Regions from separate parts of the Homo sapiens genome. Here region 1 is linked to region 2. A link is a loop called in an ENCODE intact Hi-C map of the cell type or tissue named here. Cell type or tissue: B cell. All regions are shown on one strand. Links, peaks and the distances in the headings refer to the core of each region. The heading gives the core; the rest is flanking DNA. Region 1 overlaps LOC124909489 (a long non-coding RNA gene). Region 2 has its middle 120 kb from the start of MIR138-1.

Region 1 (2,911 bases), core at 143-2,642, 51 kb before region 2:
ATGGAGAACTTGGAACTGGAAGAAGTAGGTCATTGCTTGGCACAGCTGGTTACAGCTCAGCCTGGGGATCCTAAGGTCCCACCTGGCTGGGAGGACTTCCAGGTTCAGGTCAAGTCTATGCATCTTTCAAAGCCTTCTCCTCTCAATATGGTTTTCTCAGGTGTTTTTAGTACAGAAAGGAGAAGGCACTCCTGGTCTACCTGAATCATGGTGCATGTGGAGGCTGTAGTTCTGCCTGCAAAGCAGTTGGGTTTTTGGATTTACAAAGCAAGTGCAAGCAACAAGGGCAGACTTTCCAGGGGCTGAGTCTCAGAACTAAGAGGTCGAACCACCGAAAATGACCTTCACAATCATGAATCTATTGTCTTATTCTCACCCTTTGACAAGGAAAAATACACAGTGAAAAAAACTGGATTATAAAACACTGTTCAACATAATCATAATTTAGTAAACCAAAAATGTATGCAAATACTTATAGAAAGAATACTGAAACAGCAAAATATTAATGGTGGTCCCTTTGACTTTCTCCCTCTGCCATTTTTGGATATAGAATGATAACACTAGCTGTGTTGTACCCCCTTCAGGAAGTTCTTCACTCTATTATGCACATACAGAGGCTAACAATATACGGAAAATGTTACATCTCACACCCTTAGACTTCTGCAGGAAATAACCCAAGGGCTACCAAGTTCACACCAACATACCATACAATGCTGCAAGGAAGATTATCATACTTGATTGTAAAATTGATACTTAGTTTGAAGCCCTCTTAACATTTTCATCCATTCCACCAAAAATTAATCTTCTCTGTTCTATATTAATGGTGACTGGCTAACAAAGGAATCTCTACAATTGATTATAAAATTGATACTTAGTTTGAAACCTCTTAATATTTTCATCCATTCCACCAAAAATTAATCTTTTCTGTTCTATATTAATGGTGACTGGCTAACAAAGGAGTCTCTAAACTTGTTTGAGCACATGACCTCAATGGTAAAAGAGACTAATCATAACACAGACTTACGCATATTTATTCATAAAGTGGGTGCATGTATACTTACATGTTAAGTCCATTATCAAATGTATGAGAATGGAACTGTTCTAGTCCAATGGTCTGTATTTTTCCTGTACCACACTGGGTTATCTTGTGTGTGCCTGACTTTGGAGATCTAGAGTTTAAACACCAGAGAGAAAAAAGTGGCCAGCATAATATGGCTGATGTTAATTTGCTACCTGGGAGGCTTCCTGGGCAGGGATCCAGAAATCTCCACCATTCACCCCCTCGCATGCATAAGGGCTCCACCAGCCAGCACCTTGGAAACCCCCAACCAGATGTGTACAGTGGACTCAACCATCTGCACCTGGCAGGTCACCAGCAGGAACTCATTCTTTCCTGGGCTGAAAGTCCCTTCCCACAGAGAGGCTCAGGGTGGCTGTGACTGGGGACTTCACAGTTGGCTGAGGGCCAAGGAACCTCTGCGAATGAAGCACTTCCCTATTTTTTCATATGGTTTGTCTAGAAGATGACTAAATAGAAAAGCTTTGGTGATTCTTCTTTTTCTGCTCAGCACTCAAATATAAACAGTGGTCAGAGTAATAATAATCATAGGTTTTGGAATGTTTTCATAAAAATTTGATGTCAATTAGGACATTCAGGAAAGCTAAAAACACCTCGGTGTAATGCCACATCCAGATTTGCCTTTAAAATCGTGAATAAAAAATGCTGAGAATCTGCATGGTTTTCTAGTTCCTCCAAACAAGTTCTGAGTGACAGGGGATAGCTCATTAAGTTCAATTCTGGGGAGATTAGAAGTTTAAAAAATAATCAACCCTAAACTAATGTGACTCCAAAACCAAGTCTCATAAAATGTCTGTTAACCTTCAATTCCATCTTTGCCAAGTAGAAGCTCTAAGAGTGTCTGGGGTTCCCAGCACCTCATCTAACATCCAGTGCTAGCAGAAAGCAAGAACACAGTCCCTCTGCTGAAGAATGAATGAGCAAACGAATGATCACTTGATAGCCTGGAGTTCATTATTGAGGTACAGACGTAAGCCTATATGTTCTAGTGGTTTGTTTTAGAGGCTTTATTTATTTATTTATTTTTACTAGATGCTGGAAAGACAGATGAAAGTAATGATGCCTTCTAACTTCAAAGAGCTCACAGACCAGTGAGAAAAAAAGAAGGTGAGCAGAGAACATCAACCTAGGGTGCTCTCACGAGGGTCTGAACACGTTGCAGGAGGTTGTGGAGGAATGCTTAACATGGGTGCAGAAAGGTTTCGGTGGGGGCCTGGCCCTTGGGGCCAGGTAGTGATGGGTGAGGGAACTGGTCAGCCTGTGCAGCTGGGGCTGGAGGGCCATTCCCAGCACAGCAATCAGCTCGTGGGGTGCACAGAAGCACAGTGTGACTGGGAAGGGTGACAAGTCCAAAGTGCTTAGGCCCAAAGGAAAAGGTTGCCTGCCTGGGAAGCACCACGCAAGCTAAGGCATTTTCATTCTACCCTGCAGGCAGTGAGGAAACTAGAGGTGGTTTTAAGTAGGACACAGAGTCTCCTTCCTTACTTTTTTTTTTTTTTGAGATGGAGTCTCGCTCTGTCGCCCAGGCTGGAGTGCAGTGGCCAGATCTCAGGTCACTGCAAGCTCCGCCTCCTGGGTTCACGCCGTTCTCCTGCCTCAGCCTCCAGAGCAGCTGGGACTACAGGTACCCACCACCACGCCCAGCTAATTTTTTGTATTTTTAGTAGAGACGGGGTTTCAGTAGAGACGGGGCTTCACCGTGTTAGCCAGGATGGTCTCAATCTCCTGACCTAACAGGTGATCCGCCCACCTTGGCCTCCCAAAGTGTTGGGATTACAGGCGTGAGCCACTGCTCCTGGCCTCCTTCCTTACTTTTTTAAAGCATGACTGGAT
Region 2 (2,911 bases), core at 187-2,686:
ACCAGCCTTTGCCTTCAGCGTCCTCCGGTGGCATCGTCCGAGATTTGCGGAGCAGAAGCCGAGGACACGAGCAACTCGCTGTGGGCTTGAAGTGACCACGCCTTAGGGCTGTGAAAAGCTGCCCCGTGGTGACTTGGGTACGAGGAGGTTAATAAAGTGCAGAATTAGTCTTGATTTTTACCTAAAATGAAGCTGGTAGTACTGAGCGCTTAAATGACTCCGCTAGGACCCTGGAGGTTGTGGGAGCGGGGTGGGAGAGGGTAAATGCTAGGTTTAGGACAACACAGGATATGTCTAATTTAAGGAAGCTCCCCTTCTCGGGCCACGTTCTCTGTAGCTCTACCCAACTGGAATCGCCTCTGCACCCGGGGTCATCTCCGGCATTATGACACCCAGCGTTGCCCTCTAAACTCCAAGTCCCCGCGGCCACATCCTTCCGTGCCTGCTGGCACCAGCAAGAGTCTCTGCCTGCCCTTTCTCCTTTACATGGACCCTTTTCCTTTCACCCCTAGACCGCAGTGCGACTGGCAGGCACCTCTTCGCCCCCTCCGCGCCCCGCGCCGACGGTGGGAACAGCAGCGACAGCGCGACCGCAGCCTTCTAGTGCCTTCGCCCCCTCCCCCGCGGCCACACCTCACCCACCTCACCCGCCAAACCCCGCACTCCGCCGCCGTCCCTCCCCTGCGCGCTCCCGGCGCCAACCCAGCCAGAAGCGGGTGGAAGCCCGGGTCCATGTGCAGGTGTCCTTGTGCGGGAGTAGGGGAGCTCATAGGTCAGCGATCCGCGACCCTACCCTGCCCTCAGCTCGGGGTCCACCCACGTGGAACCCGCCGGCCCCCGCGGGTACCCAACACCAGTCTCCCGGGCTCGGCTGCCGTTCCCTCGAAGCCCCAGGGCGCTCCCACGGGTCAATGACCACCTCAGTCTTTCCTCAAGCCAGGGTTTGGCCAGTTGGGAAACCTCTTCGTCCCCTGCCCACATCCCCTGGCATCTCCGGACAAAGCCACTCGGCTTCCCGCCCCGGCATCGGGAAAGATGCGCGTGGAGAGCGCCTCCAGGCGCTGGGCCACGGTCCCGGTCCCTGGCCGTGCCTGCTGTGTGCGGAGCTGGGGCGGCGGGTACCGCCTGCGCGGGGCAGGCACCCCACTCGCCGTTCCTCCAGCACGGGCACTCGACCGCCGCGGCGCTGCAGGAAGGAGGCCCCGCCGCGCCGGTTCCTCCACACCCACGTGCCCCTCGTGTGCGCGCCCCCGGCCTGCAGATGCTACAAGGCTGGCGCCGCCTGGATTTCCGGGCGGCCCCACCCTCCGCGGCCGCTACGCCTCGCTCCCTGCATTCAGTCTCCTTGGCGTCTCCGCTGCAGCATCCAAGACCAGGCGCCGCCTCTGCTAGCCGTGCTGCCCAGCACGCCTGAGGGCCGCTGCCGGCAGGCCTCACCTCCCGCCCGGGTCCCCCACTCACCTTTCCTTCTGGACGGTGGGGTTCAAGCTCTGCACTGGGGCTGTTAAGCCACCGCCCACGACCTCCTGTAGGGTGCAGCGGGAGGGCGTTCCCGAGGCGCCAGCACCCTCTTTAAGCCCTTCCCCGGCTTTCTGCACAGCACCTTCATCAGCCGGCCACCCTCCCTGACACTAAGGGAGGCATAGCTCTCGCTCTTGCTCCCGCTTTCTCTCGCTCGTTCTCACACCAACGCCCACCTATACACACACCTGAACACCGAGAGGCCAGGACCGGTATCTCTCTCTTGAACTCTCAATTCCAGCACTGCAGAGCACATCACGTCGCTGACAGCAAAGTGAGGAGGTGGCACCTGTGAACTAGGTGGTTTCTTAAAATTTAAGAAATAGCCTTCTGCCCCTTGGCCTTTGCGTTCTTAAGACGATTGTACTTTATTTTTTAAAAATATATAGCCCAGTAGTATTCACACATTAAAAAATACATATTTAAATGTTTCGAGATAATCATAGATTCACGTGCAGTTGTAAAAAATAATAATAATACAGAGAGATCCTGTGCACCCACCCTTTACCCAGTTTCCCCCAGTGGTAAAAATTCCCAAAACTATGGTGCAATATCACAACCAGGATACTAGCACTGGTATAACCCCACCCATCTTACTGAGATTTCCCGTTTTACTTGTACTCATTTCTCTCTCCTTCAACCTCTGTGTGTGTGTAAATAATTCTATACAATTTTATCACATGTGTAAATTCAACTACCACCACAGTCAAGATGCAGAACCGAACTTATCACAGGATCCCTCTTTTTGCCTTTTATAACCACACCTACCTGGAGGGTGAGTGGCGATCCCTGACTACTACTAATCTACTTTCAATTTTTTCCAATTTTGTCGTTTCAAGAATGTTGTACAGATGAAATTATACAATAATGTAGTATTTTCGGATTGTCTTTATTGACTCAGCATAATTCCCCTGAAATGTATCCAATTATTATGTATTATCAATAGATGATTCTTTTTTATTAGTGGGTAGTATTCATGGGATGGAGGTACCACGACGGTAGATTATTTAACCATTCTCTCATTGAAGGACTTATTGCAGGGTTGTTTCCAGATTTTGGCCGTTGCAAATAAAGCTGCTGTGAACATTCATGTACAGGTTTCTGTGGGAACATAAGTTTTCTCTGGGATAAACGCTCAAGAGGGCAATTGCTGGGTTATGTGGTAAGCACACGTTTAGTTTTGTAAGAACTACCATACTCTTTTCCAGATTGCCTGTGCCATTTTACAATCCCAGCAGCAATGTAGGTGTGATCAATTTTTTTCTTCACACTTGGCAGCATTTGGTGGTGTCACTGTTTTTTTATTTTAGTCATTCGGATAGGTAAGTAATATCTCATTGTGGTTTTAAATTGCATTTTTCTGGTGGCTAAGGTAATGATAGTGAGCATC

What was found. Peaks named below come from ENCODE experiments on the same cell type or tissue, not always from the same donor. Only the 100,000 strongest peaks of a DNase experiment are listed, where the experiment ranks them.
Region 1: a loop joins it to region 2, with 5 times the contacts of the local background. A loop is called at or near these places in 5 of 110 quality-filtered maps.

The regions. Positions count from the first base shown.
Region 1 is chr3:44,044,541-44,047,451 of GRCh38, reverse strand. All of the region lies in intron 2 of LOC124909489 (a long non-coding RNA gene), which reads right to left. Among named protein-coding and RNA genes, the nearest start is that of MIR138-1, 68 kb to the left of the region's middle. RefSeq lists an enhancer at 1,230-1,469. In B cell, for the core only: no CTCF peak of the experiment used is centred there; a DNase peak (open chromatin) is centred at 1,401; H3K4me3 peaks cover 479 bases; H3K27ac peaks cover 1,780 bases.
Region 2 is chr3:43,993,565-43,996,475 of GRCh38, reverse strand. No RefSeq gene overlaps it. Among named protein-coding and RNA genes, the nearest start is that of MIR138-1, 120 kb to the left of the region's middle. RefSeq lists a silencer at 1,051-1,250. In B cell, for the core only: no CTCF peak of the experiment used is centred there; DNase peaks (open chromatin) are centred at 285 and 1,225; H3K4me3 peaks cover 1,599 bases; H3K27me3 peaks cover 2,441 bases.